3 separate regions of the Homo sapiens genome follow, and all the other regions are linked to region 1. Evidence: chromatin loops called from intact Hi-C (ENCODE). Cell type or tissue: PC-3. All regions are shown on one strand.

Region 1 (8,000 bases):
CCTCCCTTGACACATGGGGATTACAATTCGAGATGAGATTTGGGGTGAGGACACAGAGCCAGACCATATCAGCCTTCAATAAGTGTTTGATGTCTTACCAGTAAATTTCATGATGTATAAAGCATAAAGTAAAAAAAAACAGTGTATGGCAAAATACGTATTTATGCATTTTAAATGTTCATCTCTCAGTTGGCTCATCTAAAGGTAGATAGAATAAACAGAAGGAAGAAATTTGAATATGTAATTGGATTAGAAGATAAAGGTCAGACTATCAGGAGTAGTAAAATCAAAGTTAATGGAAAGCGTTGTCCTACCAACCTGTAGGGAGGAAAAGAAAAAGTACTTATGTCTCAGAAGCATTCATTCAACTCCAGAGGACCAAGTCCACCAGTAAGAGTCACCTTTTCAAAGGATTACATTCATACATTCAGTTTTTTTCTTACATTTCAAATTGTTGACAAATAAAACCCAAGATAATGTTGCACCTTTGAGCCCTCGGGTAATCTCTTTTTTAATGTTAGTATTTTACTTCTATGAAGAGAGTCACAAATATCTGATAAACACATTCTAAAGAAGACCATAAATATAGATAGCACTGGGGTCTCTTTACAATTTCTTAATGACTCTTCTGGACATTAGTGTGATACATCAAGAGAAAAATTCAGAGACTAAATTCAAGTTTAATGACAAAATGAGAACATTCTCAGTGGGAATTTAAAACTGAACACTGATACTCAAAGCATAAATAAACGAAAAACAATCAGAAGAAAATCTCCAAACTGCCTTCGTTATCCCCAGGTGACCTGGTAAGAACATTTTTTTCTGAGATTTGGTAATTGCTCAAAAATTGTATCCTTTTTCTCCCTACCCTACTATCTTTTAGAAAAGATGAGTCTGAACAATAAGATGTATCTTATATAAAATGCTGGGAGTTAAATATGGATTAAGTCCAATTAAGACCTCTTAAAAAACCACCAACACTTTTGAGTGACCACGACTATAAGAAGTCTTTCTTTTTCTGGTACATATTAAAAAACAAAAACAAACAAAAAAAAGGAACATTCACACAAACAGGTTAATGAAACCCAGAAGAAACAGGATGAAAGAATGACCAGCAGAGATGAAAGCTAACAGCAGCATAAAAAAGAAAACCCTCTAAAAGGTCAGAGAGTGAAGTGAGAAAAGGAAAAAAAAACAGTGTTAGTTCAAGACAGGCCAGCTGGAAGCAAATGTTTTTGGATTTTTATACTACAGACTTACAAAACAGTCCAGCCAATGCATGATGGAAGCCACTAATTTTAAAGCAAATGTATTTTGTTTAGGAGATGCTGTGAGAACCCAATGTCCAACAAAGGAAATATTTGCATTGCCAATTTGAGTATACCTAAAGTGACATCACTTAGTTTAAACCTCCCACTGTGAGGTTAAAGAAATTGACTAGAAATGTATCTGAATTAAAAATGGAGAGTTCTGAGAATACCCCATCAGTAGCATTGTGAGAAAATATTATTGACTGTTTTGAATCATCACCGAGGGAAAGGATATTTTCATTTTGTAAGAAGTTTGTAATTTTTTTTACTATGAGATGAAATCTAAGAACTATATTAGAAGCAAGCAAAATAGCTTTCACAACTTACTGAGTAAAACCTAAACAATATTTTTATGACAAAAGTATATCTATATATTATTAATAGGATTGGTTAAACCTAAAAATGAAGACCAACTCTGTTTCATAATGTTTTCTTATTTTTTTAAGGTGTCTACTTTCACAAAATTTTCAGAATTCATATATTTGGTTTTTCATCGTTCTCCAATACGGAAAACTGACTCACGTTTCAATCTTCTTAAATGTAACTTTCTTTCTTCTAGAAGATGGTCCTAATAAGAATGCTTCTTGAAATATAGACAAGAATAAGATGTTATCTTAGCTCTAACACTCAGGCAAAATCCAGCCCCTGTGAGATCCAGGATATCATCCCTCAGTCTCATATTAAAAAACAGTTCTAAATCTGGCTTGGCCTGAATCGTTGCTTTGTGTGTCTGTATCTTTTAAATTATAAGCTTTCCAGATTTTATGTAACCCAACGTGTTGCATATGAATATTGCTTTCTATTACATCTAGCATGTGTTCAACCTCAGTACTCAAATTAAATTGACCACCACCATGGATCAGTCACTCATTAACTCTGCTCATTACCTCTGCAGCACCTTCAAGGAGAGATCACTTATTCCTTCAGATTTTTTTTTCCCTGATCCAGTTCATTAGATTCCATACTACCTACAACCTACCCAATTAGGTAATTAAAGGGTGAAGTCCAGATACACGTCTGGAAACATTTCTGGGGCAACAGAGTAGAGGCTGGTGCCCTAGGGATGAGCGCCCTACACTCTCTTCTCCACTCTATGCATCCCTCTCCTTCTCCCCCACAACACCACCCCTCATACCCCATGCAAGAAATCCCAAGAGAGGAAACCTTGACCACACCCACAACAAGGGCAAGGCAACGTTTTGGTATTTTGAGACTAGCTAGGAAGGTTGATGGAACTGCAAAACATAATTAGATACATGGGAAAACATTCAGGGCAATTATTAATTAAACAGGAACTGAGTGTGAAAACCTTCAAAACAAGAGTTTTTGGAGCCTCATAAATCAAGAAATCAGGAAACTTTTCTTCCCATTGTAAAAAGTGGTTAAGTGGGCTATGTTAAGAGTCAACTTACTACATAACTAACTACTTTTATAGTATTAATACTAGATAATTTTTCTTTCCTGAGACTAAAAAACTTGTAATCTTTTCCTCTCTTATATAAAAATTATTGAAAAGGTAAGTTATCTGAAAAGGCTTTTAGGCATTTACTTTAAGGGTCCAATTATTTCTTTTTTTCTACTCTTTTCCAAGCAGAAAAGATAGATTGATTGTTGCAGAGTTTCCTAAAAGCAGATACTAAGATAGATTTTGGATCAACACCTGTGAATGGCAGCAAACAAAGATGGATTTGGCAAAGGAAAAAGAAGGATTGCCATGCAGGCCCAACAAGCCTGAACCAACCCAACTGGGAGCTCAGAAGTGTAGGATCCAACAGAGATGGCCCCTTTAGGCAGAAGTGGCTGGGCCGCTATCCCTCTCTCCATCTCAGTTAATGGAGGTGGGCTGCTCAGGCTGAGGGCGAAAGGACAGGCGTCTCTCTGCAGCTGAGGCAGACACAGAAGGCTATGAAGACTATGGGTTGCCTGATGCCTGCACCCCCCACAGCTGGCCAGCAAGCCCATCCTTGAAGCAGAATCCAGCAACACACCTTCTTGTCTACAGCAGTGGTATTAACCGACTAGACTAGGGTGCTACTTAGTTGCCTCTCTTAAAGGCACTTGCAGGCTCTGATTTATAGAGACATGTCTTTTAACAAAAAACATTTAACATTTGTAAACCAATTTTTAAAACCCAGGGAAAGTAATTCGTGGGGAGGCCTGCCTTGAGCTTGTCCGCATGTTTGTTAAGCCTAGTTTCGTCAGCCAAGGTTGGCAAGCATTTACTCTGGAAAAACTACCATCACATCTGTTCCTTACCCTAAAGCTCTGCAGCTTGCTCGGGTGTGGTGATCCCCATAGCAAATGGCAGAAATCATCTGGAGGAGTGACCATCTTTAAACATCTTCAAGAACTACAGAAACACAAACCAGAGTGATTTCTGGCTTGCTTGTCAGCCCCTGGGCACAGACCAACATGGACAAGTGCTTTCCGGTTGATTATGTAAACAAGCTCCATAGGCCCCTCTCAAACATCGCTGCCACTGCTGCCTAAGGAGAAACAACACTGCGAGGCGACATGCATAACAACCCCTCCTCAATCAAGCTGTCCCTAGGAGTTTCTTTCTTTCTCTAGCATAATCATAGTTCTCATCCAGCTACGGCAGGCACTTTGCTATGTTGCCATGGGGATTACACTGAAGATAATCACTTGTGAACATTTGCAGATCCAGACAGCCCACTAGGGCCTGATGTTGCTTTGCCCCGTCAATCTGAATATGCTCATTAAAGACTCAGCCACTTGGCTCTTGATTTTAGTCCTAATGCTGACCCTCTTCCTCACAGCCATGAGTCTTTGAACAAATCTTTTCTGAACCTGTTTCCTCAGCTGAAAATGGGGTGGGAGAATGTGTGGTTGGTACAGATGATGACTAACTCCAAAATTAATTCCAGGTGCTATGATACTGCTGCACTCATCCAAAGGGACACTTCTCTATCATGACTCAATTACCATGCAATTAAAAAAATTTCAAAGTACCTATTAAATGATGCCCAGATGCCCAGCAATAATAAAATTATATCCCAATCCAATAGCTGGGTTTTTAACAAGAGAATAATCCGTATACAACTCAGGTTGTGGGGTGGTATGAGGTTGAGATAGCCTACTTTCTTTTTAAATCAACCCAGAGTTTGCTTAAAACAAACAAGAACTTAACTTAGGTTATTTGAAAGTTCATTCAAAAAAGCAAACTCCGATGAAGAAAAACCACAATGAAACTATTCTCAGCTCTTCTTCTGAGGTGAGACTGACACCTGCTGGCCTCCTTCTCCTGTGCAGACACCCTTTGGATAGAATACACTTTTGCAAGATTCTAATCCTATTTATGCAAATGTATCTAGAATTACAGTTATTTGAAAAGAAATGCATGAGCGCATTTATACAGGAGAGGTACTAAGAGCAAGATACAATAATATTTCAGTTATATGTTTGGAGACTAGGAGGAAGGCAGTGTGATGTGGTCCCTAGCTGGCTGCAGGTTCCAATCCCAGTTCTACAACTCTCATTTGAGGATTAGGATTGAGAAAATCACAGGTCAACAATAAATACCTTTCTCTTTCTCTCTCTCTCTTAAATCTCTCTCTCTCTCTCTCTCTCTCTCACACACACACACACACACACAATGATTCAAAGATTCTTTAAGAAATTTGTTTCAAATTTTCACCATCATTTATAAAGCTCTTTAATCTGTTAGTGATAATTACGTGTTTATAGAAATCAAGGTGACAGACAATATAAGAGAAAATGAAAGAGAGAAACCAAAAATAAAGAAAATAAAGGGAGAGAGAAAAAGATGAAGATAGAGTCAGAGGTAGATATGGAAAAAGAGGCAAAACGTGAAGTGGCAGATCCAGGCATAAAGAAACAAATGCCTCAGAAGACAGAGACAGAGAAATCTTGAGTAAGGAAGCAACATAGAAGATTGTTGACTTCCCCCAAACTAAAACTACTTGATAAAGTAGAGGAAAAATGATCCAAGAGCATTTAAGTTGTTTGTTGGCTGACATTTCATTTAGCTGGCTGGTCTCCTAAGCTGCCAATTTTCTCCTTGTGACTCTGTGGTAAGAAAGATCGTGCACAGTTCCTATGGTTCCTCCACAAAGCAGCAGAACATTCTCTGTAATATTCTCTGCAATGAAGAGCACATTTCTGAGGCAACACTAAGAAGTCAAGAGTTTCATTTAAAAGGGGGCTTCTTAAAGTAAGAAGTCCCTTTGGATGTATGCAGCAGTATCATAGCACCTGGAATTTTGGAGTTAGCACTGAACACTTCATTTTCTTCTAATCGGTTTCATAGCACTGGGGTGATTATACTTGGGGAAGCAGGAGGGGTGAGATGTAAATGCAGCCAAGGCATGTATATGATGTCTAGGTGGCTCCACCCTAAATGAACCCCAGGATAGCAATAGAGAAAGCACAACATATTCAGCTGAAATTAAAAATGAATCAGAATTAATCTAGATATGCTGAAAACTAGAATGATATATGCTTCTTCTGCTATAATTTTTCTGCTTTTTGTTTGGAGTAGAAGTCAGATTTATCCTCTCTGAATCTCTGATTCATTATCCATAATGCGCGGACACCAGCAACCTACCCTATTTACCCTGAAGGATTATGAACATCAAATGAAATAATGTCTGTGAAAACACTGTAAAATTTTCCAGGACTGAAAAATTGTGGACTCATAAAAAAAAATTCTTTCTGGATAGGTGGCAGAGTAAACAGCCTTGGAGAACAGAAAGATGCTAAGCCAAAGCCATCTCCAAGCAGAAAAACCATTCCCAACAGGACCATGCCCTCCCACTAGGCATTTGGCCAAAAACTCTCAGAAGCCATGGTACGGAGGCTTAGGGACAGGGTTAGCCAATGGGAATATTAGGCACACAAAAGTTCCGTTTCTGCCTCTCAGAGTTGATTTAAACAGATGTTCTATCCATTCTTCATTTGAACAAGCTGTTATCAAGTTGGTTTCAAATTACTAGGGAAGAAAAACTGAATACACCCTTCCATCCCTCGAATTGCAGATTAGAAGTGGCTATATAGGCGCTGCTGGAGAAGAACAAAATGAAGCTTCTCCTATGAGTAGGTTCCAACCTTGGTCTTAGCTGTCACTCACCAACCCTTGGTTTTGTGTGTGTGACTCACAGAATGAGGATCCTGGGCAGGGGTGCATTTTTCCCAGGTCCCAGGCACCCCTGGCTCTCAAATGAACATTTGATTCCACAGAGTCAGACAATGACCACACAGAGGAAATGAATCACAGTCATGTCATCACTTATATGCTTTTCCAGTTATTTGGGATAATTATACTCTGACGCATGATTGAGTGAGTTCTTTAAAATTTAGAACTTTGAAAACCACATAGAATCAATTATTAATGTTATCTAGAAACAACCTCCTAATTGTGCCTAAAAAGCAAGTAGTTGGACAAAAAGACTCAGAAAAGTTCCTTCCAGAATGGTAATATTGGTTTGTTTTTATTTCCCTAGTTATATGAAAGGTGGATCTAATCATGATTTTGTGACCTTGATAGAGAAGTCCAAATAGAGCGCACATACCCCCAGAGTAGGCAAAAAGAAATGATCATAACTACAATTTATATTTATTTTTTACCTAATATTTTTAACAATTATAACATTGTGTATATTTATGAAGTGCATAATGCCAAAATGCACTTAAACAATTTAAATATTTACATGATACATAAATAAAAATTTTCATTAATATCAGTGCCCTATCCCCAAAAAACTTTGCAGAACGTGGAAATACAATGAAGTATATTCTGCCATGTAAAAAAAAGTCACATGTTGCCTGGTAGTTTGGTTGATACTAAAGGCTCGGTTCTGTCCCAAGCTAACATGTGTCATAGGCTAATATTAAAATCCTTTAACTTTTATCCTAAGTGCAACCAGTAAAATAGTGAAAATCCATTAATGTAATCAATTACAACTGATATAGTTTGGATGTTAGTCCCTCCAAATTTCATTGAAATGTGACCCCCAGTGTTGGAGGGTGGGCCTGGTGGGAAGTGTTTGGGTCACGAGGGTGGAGCCCTCAGGAATTCCCTGTGAAACTGAGTTCTTGATCTATTAGTTCATGTGAGAGCTGGTTGTTTAAAGAGTCTGGTGCCTCCCTCCCCTCTCTCTTGCTTCCTTTTTCAACATGTGACATACCTGCCTTCCCTTCACCTTCCACCATGACTGGAAGCTTCCAGGGGCCTCCACAGAAGCCAAGCAGTTGCTGGTGCCATGCTTATACAGCCTGCAGAACTGTGAGCCAAACAAGCCTCTTTTCTTTTTAAATTACCCAGCCTCAGGTATTTCTGTATAGCAAGGCAAAACAGACTAATAAAACAACTAAAGCAGAAGTAACGGAGACTGGTCTAGTGGCATTACAGATATCATTGTATAACACCCATGTAACCTACACACAAAGCCATGAAAGTACTAATGTCAATCATAGGTATTATCTTTATATTTCTCAATAGAAGTGTGTCATAACATTGTAGCCATGTAAAGCTAACTGGGAATTGAGCTTTTCTTCAATCCAAAGACTGGGAAATTAAACTTGATCTTCAAAATGGCAGTTAAGGGCATAAGAAGCTAACATGACAACCACGTCCTTGTCAAAAAGTGCATACCTTTATATTGACCTCATCTGACAAATGTCAGGAATTGCAGACAGAAAAGATGGTAC
Region 2 (8,000 bases), 280 kb before region 1:
CAAGTTATTGATATGAAAGGGGCCTGGCAATGAGGGAGAGTCCAAGTGTGTTAGTGGCAGAGTAGCTGAGAAGATAGAAGGTCTCAGTAGGTGAAAGGGGCTAAAGAGTAGCCCGTTGTGGGAGCTCTGTGGCTGGTTGTCTCACCTTGGGCAGGGAATGCCTGAGGAGCAACTCCAGAAGGGACCAACAAAACTGTTTTTGGGGTTGGGTTTGAGGGATTCTTTTGTTGTTTGTTTTACTATGATGATTCCAATTTGCTGAAGTTTTGTGATATTTTCACTTTCTTTAAAGTAAGAACGGGAAAAAAGTTGTGGTAGATTTTTAGGTGAAAATTTTGGCTACTACTTTCTGAGCACTAATGGCATTACTTATTATTGTATCTCTTGACGCAGCTCTGAGGAAAGAAGCTTTTTATTTAGAAAAATCAATAAGCTATTTAGATGGATAGAAGATCTAAGAAAGAGATAGTAAAACAGTTGTATAAAAATTAAGAAGCAATTTGTGGACAGAATGAAGTTAAGGAGAGAGAAAATGAGAGAAGGACTCCAAACAGCAAGGTGGAAATGGAAGATGCCAATTTGTCATAAATGACTCATTCCTTTTTAAGAACTAGGAAGTCTAAAATCCAATTTAAATAGTCCGTCATTTGTTGACATGTAATAAGTCTTCATCTCTCAGTTATCACCATAGCTCACAAATCTTCAGTAAAAGTCTAGCTTATACCTTGGTGTAGGGGACTTGTAGGTAGGGATTCTCAGGTAAAGGGAATGTGATCCACACTGAAGGCGTGCTAAGAATGTTTCAGCAAGATGCGAAGTAGGACATGAATGTTCCATAGAAGCTAGGAATTTGCTCTAGAAAAATATAATCTTTGGGAATTCACAGAAATCTTGGAGAGGGCATTGAATTTATCTTAGCAAGCAGGGATGTGTTAAGCCAGTCTTAACTAGAGGCAGCATTCTACATATTACTATTGAGAATGATTTAGCAAGTGTATTCTGAAGTGGTGAACAAATCACACTGGGTTTTCTCAATTATTCAGGGAATAGGGTGTTATAACAGAAGTTTTCAATATTAGAGTGGTAAAGCACTAGCACGTGCAGAAGAAGAGAGGAAGAGCAGCTGGCATGCCACTGAAATGGATGTAATCTCTAAATCCTCCTGTATTGTAATGGAGTGTCAAGTAAGGCAGAAGTTTGAAAAGAGAAATCAAAAATACAGAACTATGTCCATAGTTCAAGAAACAGTCTCTTTAAAGCAGATTTTGTTAATTTAGGAAGAATTGTTTGAGTAGTATTGTGCCCATCAAGATTGTCTGAGAGAAGTGGAGCTTAGTTCCCAAAAAGGAGTTTCATCTTGCATAAAGGAGGCTTTGGGCAAGGGGATTCAGAGGAGAATATCCAAACATAGTTATTCAGATTTCCTGCTTGTTGGGCAAGTGGAAACTTGAACCGTTAATCTGAAAAATCAGACTTGAAACTATTTGCCGCCCGAGCTGGTAAAGAGGCTCCCACCTGTCATAATCTCCATTCATAGCTCTTACTGATGTACCCTTAGAGAAGGGAATGTGACTTCCAAGAGAGTGTTAACTGTTTGACTCATGGCAGAAGAAAAATGGAAAAACACTTGTAGAGGAAAAAGACCTTCAGAGAAAAAAAGACCAAAATTCCAATCCAATTCTGCCACATCTTAACCTTAACGTTTAATCTCCCTTATTATTACGCCCGATGCAAAAATGCAAGCAAAATCTGTGAGCAGTGATAGGACTGGAAACTTAGAAGAAAGTACACATTTTTGTTTTCTCCCTTTTATGTAAATATTATTAGTTGTGTGCAAAAACAAATTTTGAAAAATAGAATTTTCTCCCTAGTATTACTGCCTTAGTATATAATAATGAATGAAAGCTTCAGTCCTTGTTGGTATACTTTCCTAAATTCTGTTGAACCTACCTAATATTAACTGAGCACCAGTTCTTAAAAGTTCAGAGCCTGGCCTACTACGCATTCTTCAAAATCTACTTCTTTCTCTAATCTTAAATGACTTAAGTAAAAGGTTTTACAAACTTTATCTGTTAGTTGGAAAAGAGAAGTAAGCTGCTAACTTTAATTTCTCCACAACTTCTGCTATTTTTACCTAAACTAGTATTGATTTAAAAAGAAAAACAAAAAGACTGAACTGTGACTCAAAAGCAGAGTTGACAAAATCTCTAGAATTTCTACGCCCTTAAGTGATTTAACTCAGCTCGAAGTTGAAAAGGCTTCTAAGCCTTGTGAGAAATATTATCCAGTTCTATTCACATTATTATCAGAACCTTTTGCCTCTTAGTACTTCCACAGAACATATTTTTGGCTAAACATATTTTTAATTGAGTTTTCCATTGTTTCAATTTAGATATTCTGTTCAATATTTTTAAATCACAATCTGTAGCCCCCTGGAAAAATTTGTCTTTTTTACTTTTCCTTCTTTTTTTTAGCATTTATGACTCTTCCTCTGCCTGTTGTGTGGTTTTATTTTTTGAATTTATCCCCAGAGTTTCCAATTAAGGAAAATATGGACTCAGGTGCTTAAGTGATGTTGAGCAATTGTATATACATCTGTTAGAAAACTTTTATAAGAAATTAAAGCGTTTTTATTAAACTATAAAATGAAGAGAAAAGCCTATTTCTAGTCAAATAAATTGAAAATAATACATTTTAAAGTATGAAGGGAATAAAACATTTAATTTTACAACCTACCACAGGAATATATGAAATGTCCCCCAAATGTGCTATATATTTTAAACAAATCCAGAAATATTTTCTAACTACTAGTTGATTACTCTAAGACCTCTGGATTTACTCTAAGCAAAGCAATCTTTTCTTCTTATAAATCAAGTTATCATCTCATACAGTTGATTTAATTTCTAATTGATAAACAATTCACATGTAGAAATCTGCAGCAGTCTAGTTAAAGTAGAATTTTTGTTCCCTGTCCTAATTGCAGATTTTTCTGCTTGCCCAATAGATAAAGTTCTGAGAATATTCCCTTGTTACTTAAGCTTTCAATTATCTCTTTGTTTCTGCACTTTACTTCAGAGACTATGAAGAACAATATTCAAAAGACCTTCCATTTTCACCAAATTAAAATTTCACAAGAAAATAATGGGTCCCACCGGTGATGTGTAATGAAAAGTCCGAAAAAAACAAAAGCTTTATAAAGAGGGAAGTCACAGCCATAGTCACGTAAAGGTTAATAGTCAGACTTAAGAATTACTACCCTAGTTTCCTTTCCTCTAAACTGAATGAAGTCTGAGGACTGTTCAACCTGTGTCCTCAAATTTCTTAGTGGAAATAAACTACAGTAGTTGCCCAATGTAGTAACTGGCTTCCCTAGCTTACTTCCTCACTTCCTTATCAGTGTTTCCTATTATTATCTCCCAAATAAACTACTTACACTAAATCCTTGTCTTAGAGTTCGCTTCTGGAAGAACCCAAATAAAGATGCAGTCTCAGTACCTGGCAAATTCCACATCATCTGTCCCCATCTCCTTCCTCCTCAGAAACATACATAGTGCCCCCAACCTCCTTAGTGCACTGAATGTGCTGCTCACCAAACTGAAAAGTCACTAATTCATGTCCCATGTTCTCCCAATAATCAACACTTGCCTTTCCTATGCTCACGCTCTTAAGACTTTGTTCTTTACTGAGAAACTGAACAAATAAATTAAACCATGATGTTCAGATGCAGCAATTTGTAGCAATGACACAGTAGGAAAATCAAAAGACCTTGTGCTAGGTTTGTCATTCACTAATTTGGTGACCTCAGTCAAATAACCTGTCGGTCTCAAATGTTTCAGTAACAAGTGAAAGTTGTCAGAATCAAAATGGAGTCACAAACATTTAAAAACAAAAATCTGATAGAGCCAGAAACGGCCATGAAGAGAGAGTTCTCCTGCTACTATGCCTGATAAAAGCTATTACAGAAAACTCTGCAAAATCACAACCTTGTACAAAAGCCATGGGAAGCTTATACAACAAAATATTTCTACAAGGACAGCAACTGCCTATCCAATCTTGAACTGGTGTCACCTTTGTTACTGATATTTGCAGTTAAGGATAATTATTTCAAAATTATCATGTAATCCTCCTCATTTTTTCCTTTAAAATTCTTTATTGTTTTTTACTTCCCTTAATATGCATGCAAATAGTTTACTATAGCCTATGTATACCCACCGCAATATTCTACTCCCAAATAAATTTCTTTTTCTTTTAAGGGCCTCACTCTGTTATTTAGGTTGACAAATGAAATGAAGATAATAATACTTGACTGAAAATTGCAATGAGTTAAAGGGTATAAAAGTCTTAGAGAATTGGAAAATATAGGATGAATAGGACACCACGTCAAACAACCTTCCCATTTTAAGAGTTGCCTCCAATGACATTGGATCCTAATGTTTCAAAGATCAGACCTTCAAAGGTGGAAAGGTACTTGGGGATATAAGAAACCTAATGCATTGCTGATGGGAATAAAAAATGGTGCAGCTACTCTAAAAAGTAATCTGGGAGGATTTCATCAAATTAAGTACATGGGAACTTCAGGATTAAACAATTCTAGTCCTATGTATGTATTCCAGAGAAATTCTCACAGAGGTCCACAAGGGGGCACATGCAAGAATGTACATCACAACAGTTGGTACAGGAAAACAACCTGAGAGACCAAGGCTGGGCGGGTAGATAAGTAAAATGTGATGAGACTCTACCACGCAGCTGTGAGAACACAATATAATAGATGTCTATAGAGCAATGTGTATAAAGCTTTAAAAACAGAGCTGAGTAGAAAAAAACAAAAAAAAAAAACAGAATATAAGCAATACCATTTATATTTATTAAATATATATGCAGACAAAACAATGTACATCTTCAAAACATATATGAGCAAAAGATATACATTAAATAAATAAGAATGTGTGCATACAGCAGAGAAGGGAAGATAGAAATTCTTATAAATGATGATCATTAATCAACAAGCATACATGAGGGGGGCTTGCCCAAATTTGTGACAGAAATCTGCCATGAGCTGAGGAGTGTAATCAAGTCACCCTTTTACACTGGAGATCCAAAAATGACTGCGTAAATAACTACACAAATGATTGAGTAAGTGGCTTGGTCTTAGAATCAGATTACTTGGACTTGAATTCTGCCGCTGCCACTTACTAGCTTAATTTAACCATTTGGAGGAGCCTGTTCTCACAAAAATAAAATATGGATAATAATATTACCAACATCACAGGCTCATTGTGGAGGTTAAATTACATTCATGTAAAGTACTTGGTGTGGTGCATTGCTCATGATAAGAGCACAGTGAATGTTAGAGATCATTATTAATAATCTAAAGTGATGCTCCACACAATTTATCAGGTTGATGGAGAAATGGTTTTTTTGGGGGGAAGGAGAGATGAGCAGAGGGCTTTATTGAGCCTCCTTTGCTTCTCTAACACCAACAAAGGGGACATTGAGAAGTATTTATTTCCATTTGTCAAATAATAGCTGAAATTAGAACATTCTAAAATGGCTATTGGAGAATGAAGGAGCCTAGTTGCTCTTCTATAGGTCACTCTCCCTGCTTGAGTTTGGGTGATGGGACTGGGTGATGAAGCTTGATTTAGGGGCACTGTGGCTCAGAGCTGGCTCCACAGAGAACATGGGCAATGTGCAAAGAGTGAATGAAGCCAGTTTTCCCAAGACTGCTTTACCATCAGGGGCTCACTGTCCAGACTCCTGTTCTTTCTTAATGTGTGTTATCCTAGGCTTCCCATATGAGCAGAAGAAGGAAATCACTTAGAGGGGGCTAGGACAGACTGCTGGGGATGACAACTGGGAAATAAATTGAAGATGGCCAACACGGTGGGCACATGATGTGCCTCTAGGGGGCTCTCAGGACTGTCATCAAGTATGGGTTTGCTCTATGGTCTCTGCTGCTCTCAGGATTTTGGATACAAACTAACTCTAAAGTAGTCTTCACAAGAATCATGTGGTGACAGGCAGAGAGACAGTGGTATCCCAGACACAGACACTCCAGTAACGCGATGTTCATCAGCACTGGGCTGCTCCTGGCACATAGTCTGTCCCAGCAGCACCGAATCCCAACAGAACAGGAAAGCAATGTGTGTTATACAAAATACCAACTTTCTCATGTTCAAGATCTCACCAGAGAACCTCTGAATATCAGCGTCTTCTGAAAGCTAATTAGTTACTTTAAAAGTTGTGATTTTTTTCATGTAAAAAAGTGAAGTAAAAGGGGAATAAAAACCTGACTCAGTTAGAAATGTATGCATTAAATAAAATTTGTATTGAAAAATAGTCACAGCCATTCTTCTATTTACCCACGATTCTTCTTTATTTGGCTGCCAAATATAGGGGCACGTTAGTATTGCGGTCAGCTTAATATTAAGTAGAAGGCATTAAAGGCTAGAACAGTGGTGCAAAAAGCTGTAGGTAAATCTCTTCTATGCTGGCTGTTAGCAGAGCACTGTGATGCTATATAATTGCAGCAAACTTTTTTTTTGGTTCTGCTGCACTGCAGCTCATAAAGGGAGCACTCATTCTGGAAAAAAAAAAAAAAGTTAAATCTAGCAAGTGGTTAGCACCAGCATTCCAAAAAACTTCAGCAGCCTGTGTTTTCAGCCTCTGCTCCAACTTCATTGCTGTAAAATAAGAGAATATGGTAGTCAGGTTAAGATGAATAAATTTAAAAATATACACCTGAAAATTATACATTAATATTTGGGCATAGCATCTCCTACAAAAAAATGGTTTATACTACAATAGGAAAAGCTTATTTTTATTCCTTAAGTAGATCCTTCCTTGTTTCACTATTAATGGCATAATAAAGACAAACAGCTGTACCTTTACATCAGACTCCAATCTCTTGGCAGTTCAGCAGAGCAGTTCTGGCCTCCTACAAAGTGCCATGATGGTTTTGAGGGGCAGGGGCTGCCTTAAGGAACAGCACTGTTATATCTCACCCACACCCACACCCTTCCATGACTTGGCTGATGACTTAACTTCACTTTAGCATTGACTGCACCATTCCCTAAAATGCATCATCTAACAAGGAGGTAAACTGAATAGGGATTGAATTAAGTCCCAGCTTTTGCAAAAAGGAACATTACAAAAGACCAAGACCAAATAACCTCTCGCTTTTCTTCATATATTGATTTGCTTGATCTTACAATTTTGCTCTGTGGTAGAGGAGTGATTCCAATAATTTCTTTACCCATTCAGTCTCTCTGTTCCTATATGATAGGGTTGAACTGTCTGGAACAGATAAGATAAACTTAATTGAGTGGAAGATGGCTATTGGCAACTGTGAAGGCAGATTATACAAAAGAAAGTATAAAAGAAAATATCAGAGATGAAGCAAGAAGAGAAATATAGTTCTAAGACATGTCTCTGATAGAACAATGTGACGGAATAACACCAATGGAGGAACTGACCAGAACTTTCTATTTCCAGGTTCCAACTCATGACTAACATGGGAACCTTCCGAAATGCCTGGTAGAAAATAAAGGAGGTCAGTTGCCTTTCTGTAGGCAACTGTCTGTGCTTTGCCCTCAGCCAGATCATGAGGTGAAGAAGCAGTGGTGACTTAGAGCTGGCTCCTATGTGCAAGGTGAATGTCTTGGCCAAGCAGCTAAACAGGATTGTGAATCGCGGTTACATTCTGCATTATTATGAGAAAGTATATTTTAGACTAGAAGAAGGAGACAGATAAAAAGCACTAACAAAGGGGTGGCTCATGACTGCTCTGGTTTGTTCTGGCCATAGAAAATCAACAGGCAAAAAGTAAGAAGTAAGCTGTAGCTTTCATCATCTGGAATTCTCTGAAGCCCTAGAATGAAGGGAGGAAATGACTCAAGTACATCTGCTCATTAATTTTTCTAACAAATAAAAATTACCATTATTTTGCTTTTTCTGAAAGCACCAACATGATTTTTCTTAAAGTACCAGCATTTAGTAGT
Region 3 (8,000 bases), 1.1 Mb before region 1:
CTGTTTGGTGTCCTCTAAACTTCCCATATCTGTGTTTTGGTGTCTGACATTAATTTGGGGAAGTTTTCAGAAATTGTTGTTTCAAACATTTGTTTCTTTCTCTCTTTTTTCTTATTCTGTTATGCACATTACCTGTATTTTACACCTTTTGTAGTTTCCCATGGCTATTGCATATTCTGGGCATTTTTAAGTCTTTTTTTCTCTTTCCTTTTCAGCTTTGGAGGTTTCCATTGAGATATCCTCATTCTCAGAGATTCTTCCTCTATGTCCACTTTACCAATTAATCCATCAAAGGCATTCTTCATTTGTGTTATAGTGTTTTTGATCTCTAACGTTTAAGGTTTTTTTAGAATTTCCATCTCTCTGCTTACATTGCCTATTTGTTCTTGTGTTCTGTCTCCTATATCTATAAGAGCCTTTAGCATATTAATTATAGTTGTTTGAAAATCCCAATCTGATCATTCCAGTATCTCTGCCGTATCTGTCTCATTCTGAGGAGACTGCTCTGTCTCCTCCAACTGTATTTTTTGCCTTTTAGTATGCCTGGTAATTTTTTCTATGTAGCCAGACATGATGTGTTGGGTAAAAGATACTGCTGTAAACAGAACTTTAGTAATGTGCTGGTAGAGTGTAGGGAGGGAAAGCATTCTACAGTCCTATGATTAGGTTTCAGTCTTTTAGTAAGCGTGTGTCTCAGGACTAAACTTCACAAGTGCTTCTCAATCTTCTCCCCTTACCCCTTAATGACTAGAGTGGGCTTGAGTTTAGTATTTCTCTTCTTACAAGTGGAAGGCTAGAGCCAGCTGGAATTAAATATTTCCCTTTTCCCAGATAAGTTAGCTCTAGTTAAATACTTTCTTCTGAGGGCAAACCTTGCTCAGGAAATAATTATCTGACATATTTCAAGATGGTTCCTTTACTCTTCCAACCGCAGGAATCATGAGGGGATTTTTCTCAGGTACTGACTATGAGAACTCAGTAGTTTTCCAGGAGATAAAACTCACAAAATTGTATGGGCTCCCCTATGACTAGGTCTACCGGAAGCTTTTGTCTATCATACTTGTCCACACTAAGTTTCCAGCAATTAGTCAATTACAGTTCCGTTTTTCCTACCCCAGCACTTGTTCCCATGTTTCAGTTCATGAATCGGTACTCCAGTAAGCCATGACTCTCTGTCTTTGCCTATTTGTCTTTCCAATCCTGGGGGCACTGGTTTGCCCTGAATCCTCACTTCTCTTGCAGATCCAAGAAGAGTTGATTTTTCAGTTCGTTCATCTCCACATTTATTAGGGTGGAGTGGTGACATCCAAGCTCCTTACATGTTAGACCAGAAACTGGGAGAATATAATTTCTTTCTTTCTTTCTTTCTTTCTTTCTTTACAAATCTTTAAAGAGAAAATAAAAGCATTAGCATAGTGAATTTACTAAACTATTTGTAATCAAAAAAGGGTGATATATTTGATTTTTTTTTTTTTTTTGAGACGGAATCTTACTCTGTCTCCAGGCTGGAGTGCAGTGGTGCAATCTCAGCTCACTGCAAGCTCCACCTCCAGGGTTCAAGCGATTCTCCTGCCTCAGCCTCCCGAGTATCTGGGACCAGAGGCGCGCACCACCACTCCCAGCTAATTTTTTTGTATTTTAGTAGAGACAGGGTTTCACCATGTTGGCCCAGATGGTCTCGATCTCCTGACCTCATGACCCGCCGGCCTTGGCCTTCTAAAGTGCTGGGATTACAGGTGTGAGCCTCCGCGCCGGCCCTTTGAAATATTATTTTAAAACCGCAATACATTCTTAAACTCAAAATTAACATAAGGAGATGGTGAGAAAAGGGTACAGGTGTTGAGGATTAAGGATGGAGTAGAGGGAAACTGTAGATGATAGAGCCCAGTTCCTGATAAATGCGAAATGTATCAAAGTCAAGCACTATGATGAAATCTATTTTGTTAGAATCATTGTGACATCGGATATCAACTCCTCTGAATAACCACACTCAAATTTATCTCTTTTGCTCTCCTCTTCTTCCTAAGGCCCACCTCTAACATACAAAGGCACTTCTACTCTAAGCTTCCCCTCCTCTTGCCAAAATACTTGATAACCACTCTCATAATTCCCTTTTTGCTTTCAGGCTGGTAACAATGGTCTACAATCATGCTAATATTATTATCTCAATGTTTGGAAACAAGAAAGCACGAAGTGTTGAAGGTAACAATTTGAGAGCAGAATGAATGAAGGTGCCTAGGAAGATATGTATGTGTGCATCACGGCAAGTGCCTTGTATTTGCTGGCACATGCTACAAAAATAAGCTTTGCTATGCCGTGATATGTTGTAGGTCACATTTCTTTTCAGTGTTGACTTCAATTATTTTTATTAAAATGCTGATTAAAAAATTACATATAACCTGCTTATCCTTATATGTCCTACATAATATAAAACCAAATAATTGAGGAATTAACATAAAATGAAAATAACTATTGAACTAAGTTCTCTGTTAATGAAGTCACTACATGATATAACTACCATGTAATATAAAAATTAAAAATACAATGTCCAAATCTTAAGTTTTTTTCTGATTATCTTTTAAATATGGGTTATTATTATAATTTTGACAAATTAGAAAGTTAATCCTTTTAAATTTTGTGTTGTGAAAGCTAGTAATAGTTCAAGAACTAATAAAAGGATATTTTTCTAAAGAAAACACAATCAAATAAAATAATTTCTGCCACTGAATGTGCTAAAAGAAATTAAGATCACTATAAAACAGTAGCTGATAGATTTTTTTCCTGAAGTAGAGATTTTTCCTTATTGTATATTTATTTGTATCAAACGTTACTGTTTTTAAAGTAAGATTGAATTAATTTAAAAATATGATTGAATCTTTGTTGAAATTTGCCTCAGAAATTCAAAGAAGTAGAATTAAAAGTCACAATTTTCTTTTTAGTTTGAGATATTAGAATACGACTTTAAATTGAATCTAGAGGTCTAGTTTAAGTACTTTTGGAGACCTCATCATGTCCACTGAATTATAATAAATACTGCCCTCATGGCTAAAACTCTGTCCCAAGTCATGAAGAAAAATAGGAAAAAAGTATCTTTCACCAATTATTACTCACAGGGAATTGGTCTTTACCCAAATCATTTTACTTCCTTAGAATTTTTCTTTTCTCACCCTATCTCTTGCCAAAATGTTATACTTCAAGACAAAGATTGTGCCCCAACCCCCGCAAATAACTTAATATTCTTTGTATTTCCTAATAAAAATAATAAAACTTGAAAAACAAAGAATGTGCCAAATTAAACAATATAAGACAATTTAGGTGTGCAAATCTCACGTGGTTAGGATATTTTTCCAAGCACAATTTTACTATATTCATTATGCTTTATTCTGATTTATAATAATTCATCTTACCTCTATTACTGAGACACTGGCATAGGTTTTAAGGAGCAAAGTAGATCCTTATACATATAACAACTTGTCTTTTTTTACAGGAGTGTAAAAATTAAAGTGTAGTTCAGAGACCTGTTTTTCAGGAAATCCACAGGTCAAAAATATTTTAATAATCAAAAAAGGTGTTATCTGTGTTTTTTGCTCTCAAACTTTCTTTATTATACAGTGTAGTTTTCCACAAGCTACATGGTGTGTGTTTTCTTAAAAGAAGAAATGGTGAAGCAGATTAGAAAAAATCAACTGTTATGTATTAAGCCAGGTGTCAAGGAGATTTACATAAATGTAAAATGATGCCACTCTTCCCACTCAAGTTTTTATTTGGGAAATATAGTTACTGCTCAAAAAGTTATGTTATTTATGTAAACATAATGGATTTATTATTGTCTTTCCTGAGTGAACAAACATATAACTATTTTTAAAGTATCTTAATTTATTAATAATTTTCATTATGGTAAATACCAATGTATTTAACCCACATAATCATAGAGTCTTTGGGGTCTTCAATAATTTTAAAGAATAAGAAGTTCCGGGAAGTCTCCAAATCAAGAAATTTGAGAACTGCTGCCGTAGAGGCATTTCAGGTAAGGCTTCCCTGGCTTGTGCATTCTACTTTACCCTCCTAGGTTTAGGTTGCATTTTCAATCTTCTTGTGATGCTTTAAGAAGCATGATTATTCTATAAAGTCGGTAAGTCTTACTCACTGGCTCTGGGTTAAACCACTTTTGTTACCAATTTGACTAGTTTAGATATATTTTTGGTTAGGCACCTAGGCTTTAAGTCTCAGAAGGTTAAGTAAATCTGTTGACATCTCTAAGACACAATATATTATCCATAAAGCAACTAGAGTAGTACTGTTAAAAAATGAAACAGGTCATATCTTTCTTTTGTCCAGAACCCTGCTTTAGAATCAAATGCAAAATGTCTACAATGACCACAAGAGCCCTACATGCACTGGTTCTAATGACCTCTCTGAAAACTTCTCTTACCACTCACAACCTTTACCACTCCTTCTCCATCTACAATGCCTTCTCCTCTGTTGTGTCTTGAACATGCCAGGCTTGCTGTCACCTCAGGGCCTTTGTTCCTGCTCTTCTTTGTCTAGAATGGTCTTTCACAAGGTAGCCACATGGCTGGCTCCTCACTTCCTCAAATGTTTATTCAAAAGTCACTTTCTTAAAGAGATCTTCCCTACATACCCCATCACAAATTTTAACCTCCAAGACATTTTATACTCCTTTCTCTTTTTTATTTTGTTCTTGTTAGCAGTTATCTCTATCTAATATCAAATGCATTTTTATTTATTTTATTGTTAAAGTTCCATGATATAAAAAAATTTTTGTTTTGTCCACAATAATTTTTAAATATATATCATCTTTTACTGTTTATTATTACCGTGGTTATTTCTTGATATTAACTAGATCCAAAACAAAGCTGTTAAAGAACAAGGCTGTTCGTAACCAGCAGATGGCAGTACAGATGGAGGGTTGAGAGGCAGCTGGAGAAAAGACAAATAGGAATAGAACAGAAGTTCTGAAAAAAGTCCAAGAGTCTGGGTCCTGCACTTAGTCTAAGAAGAGACTGTGGTGTGCTCATTGGAACGTGGAGAAGGGAAGGAATGCCAAGAAGACTCCAGGAGTCCAGTCCAGAGAAGGCACTGGGTTGCCCTTCAGGCCCTTTAAAAAGCAATGTCTTGATTTCTTTTTTAGATAGTTTATTTTTAGTGTATAGGAATGCTATTCCAAAAATAAAATAAAATAAAATAAAATAAAATAAAATATTTAGGAATAAATTTAACCATAGAGATAAAATATATGTACACAGAAAACTATAAAACATTGATGAAAATATTGAAGTCACAAGTAAGCAGAAAGATATCCCGTGTTCATGGATTGGAAGACATTTCAATATTGTTAAAATGTTCATTCTACCCAAAGTGACCAACAGATTCAATGCAGTCTCTACCAAAATTTCAATGACATTTTTCACAGTAATAGAAAAGACAATCTTAAAATTCACTACATACAGAACCACAAAAGACTCTGACTAGCCAAAGCAACCCTGAATGAAAAGAGCAAAGCTGGAGGCATCATAGTACCTAATTTCAAACTCTACTACAAAGCAATAGTAATCAAAACAGTGTGGCACTGCCATAAAAAGAGACATGTAGGTCAATGAAACAAAATAGAGAGGTCAGAAATAAACCCAGGTATGTACAGTCCATTAATTTTAAACAAGGGCAGCAAGAAGATGCTATGGAGAAAGGATAGTCTTTTCAATAAATGGCATAGGAAAAAATGGATATCCACAGCAAAAGAATAAAATTGAACCCTTATCTTTTAAAAAATCAACTGGAAATGTGTTAAAGACTTCAACATTAGATCTGAAACTGTATCTTCTGAAAGAAAAATAGCATAAGAGAAAAGCTTCTTGACATTGGTCTGGGCAATGATTTTTCAGATATGACACCAAAAGCACAGGTAAGAAAAGCAAAAATAAACAAATAGGACTACATCAAAAAAAAAAGAAAGAAAGAAAGAAAGAAAAAGCTTCTCCAGGGCAAATGAAACACTAAACAAAATGAAATGGCTTGTGTTGGGAAACAAATATTTGTGAACCATATATCTGATAAGGGGTTAACATAAGAATATGTAAAGAACTCACACAGCTCAATAGCATATAATAGGAATAACTATAACAATAACCTCATTAAAAATGAGCAGAGGACCTGAATAGACATTTTTCCAAAGAAGACATAGAAATGAGCAACAGGTATTATATAAAAATGTGCTCAACATCACTATCATTAGAGAAACGCAAATAAAAACCACAACAAGATATCATCTCACACCTGTCAGGATGGCTTTTATCGAAAAGACAAGAAATAACAAGTGTTGGTGAGGGCATCAAGGAAAAGAAACCCTTGTACACTGTTGGTGGGGAATTCAATTTGTGCAACTATTATGGAAAAAAGTATGGAAATCCTAAAGAAATTAAACATGAAACTACCATATGACCCAGTAATTCCTCTTCTAGGTATATACTCAAAGGAGTAAAGGCACCGCCTAGTAAAGATATTTGCTTTTCCATATTAGTTACAGCAATTATTCACAATAGTCAAGATCTGAAAACAACTGAAGTATCTGTTGACAGATTAATGAATTAAAAATTTATGTATATACAATTGAATATTATTCAGCCTTAAAAAAGAGGACCTTGCCACTTGTAACAACATGGATGAACCTAGAGGATATTATGCTAAGTAAAATAAGCCAAAGACAGAAAAAAAATAATTCATGTTCTTGCTAATATGTGGAATCTTAAAAAATAATTGAAGACATAGAAACAGAGAATAGAATGGTGGTTAACGGGGGTGGGTTGGAGCAAGGGAGAAATGGGAAAATACAGGTCAAAGAATACAAACTTGCAGTTATGTAGGATGAATATATTTAGAGATCTAATGTACAATTTGAGGACTATAGTTAAAAATATTGCATTATATACTGACAATTTTCCAAAAGAGTAGGTTTTAGATACACTGGCCACAAAAAAGTAATTATATGATGATAGATATGTTAATTTGTTTGCCTGTAGTGATCACTTCATTATGTGTATGTATATCAGGATAAGTATATCAAAACATCATGTCGTGCACCTTAAATGTATGCAGTAAAAATAATTGAATAAAGGCAAAATCTTGGAGCAGAAATTTCAGAAATCTAAAGTTCCCTTGAAGAAATGTAAGCTGCTGAAATATCACAGACCAAAACAAAACAAAACAAAAAATAAATAAATAAAACAAAAAAACAGGTTTCAGAATATCAGTATATTTCACTCAGAAACCCAAGTGCTTATCATAAAGGATCGGGGCAAAATAACGAGTGCCAATGATGGAAGAAGGAAAAAGAAGTGTATGAAATCCTAAATATTCCCAAGTTACAGGGAAATTAAATAATATCCAGGCATAAAAAAGAGCCACACTGATGGCAAAAGTTACATCACTTGGTAGCTATCTGCAGCATTTGAATACTGATCCGAAATCCTGTTCCTGCCTCTTCTGGCACTGAGGGTAGCCAGTCTGGGGTTTTGGCGTGGATACTTACAGCTCTGGCGATACAGTAGTCTCATTTCTTCTTCTTACCTTTCTCCAGCCTGTACAACCCATGAGTCTACATTTCAGTAGTTTTCTACATCAAATACTACATGGGTTGGCTGTTTACTTCAGTACCTTCAATTTTTTGTCATCTTCCTTCTCTACATCCTCCTTTAGATAACTGCTGCCAGTTCTCACCCTTTCTCTTTAGCTTTCTTATGTATCTTTTCAAAGTCCTTGGGCAGTTTAATCACCTGCATGAAACCTGGAAGAAGGTCTCTAATATTGTCCTAAAATCTGAACATTTTATCCCTATATTATACATTTATGTTATCAGTACTACACAATTTGTCTGAATTTTAAAGGCAACTATACTTGTAAAATGCTAAAGATCCCACATTTATGTTTTAACATCCACACTTCTGTGATTCTGGTAGAAGTATTCACCCCAGATTCATTTTCAC

Evidence for each region. Hi-C counts contacts between places; a loop is a spot of excess contacts. Peaks named below come from ENCODE experiments on the same cell type or tissue, not always from the same donor. Only the 100,000 strongest peaks of a DNase experiment are listed, where the experiment ranks them.
Region 2: it touches region 1 in a loop (8-fold over the local background); 48 of 110 quality-filtered maps call a loop at or near these places.
Region 3: it touches region 1 in a loop (8-fold over the local background); 52 of 110 quality-filtered maps call a loop at or near these places.

Annotation. Positions count from the first base shown.
Region 1 is chr6:53,982,909-53,990,908 of GRCh38, reverse strand. All of the region lies in intron 2 of LOC101927189 (a long non-coding RNA gene), which reads right to left. Among named protein-coding and RNA genes, the nearest start is that of MLIP-IT1, 12 kb to the left of the region's middle. RefSeq lists an enhancer at 6,083-7,282. In PC-3, a CTCF peak has its summit at 4,572 (motif pointing left); DNase peaks (open chromatin) are centred at 4,548, 6,058 and 6,488; H3K4me3 peaks cover 729 bases; H3K27ac peaks cover 2,833 bases.
Region 2 is chr6:54,264,633-54,272,632 of GRCh38, reverse strand. It overlaps MLIP (muscular LMNA interacting protein), which reads right to left. Exons shown (of 14, transcript NM_001281747.2): 14 at 6,353-6,683. The coding sequence ends at 6,678. Among named protein-coding and RNA genes, the nearest start is that of TINAG, 40 kb to the left of the region's middle. In PC-3, a CTCF peak has its summit at 4,635 (motif pointing right); a DNase peak (open chromatin) is centred at 4,652.
Region 3 is chr6:55,066,273-55,074,272 of GRCh38, reverse strand. No RefSeq gene overlaps it. Among named protein-coding and RNA genes, the nearest start is that of HCRTR2, 100 kb to the left of the region's middle. In PC-3, a CTCF peak has its summit at 4,915 (motif pointing right); a DNase peak (open chromatin) is centred at 4,922.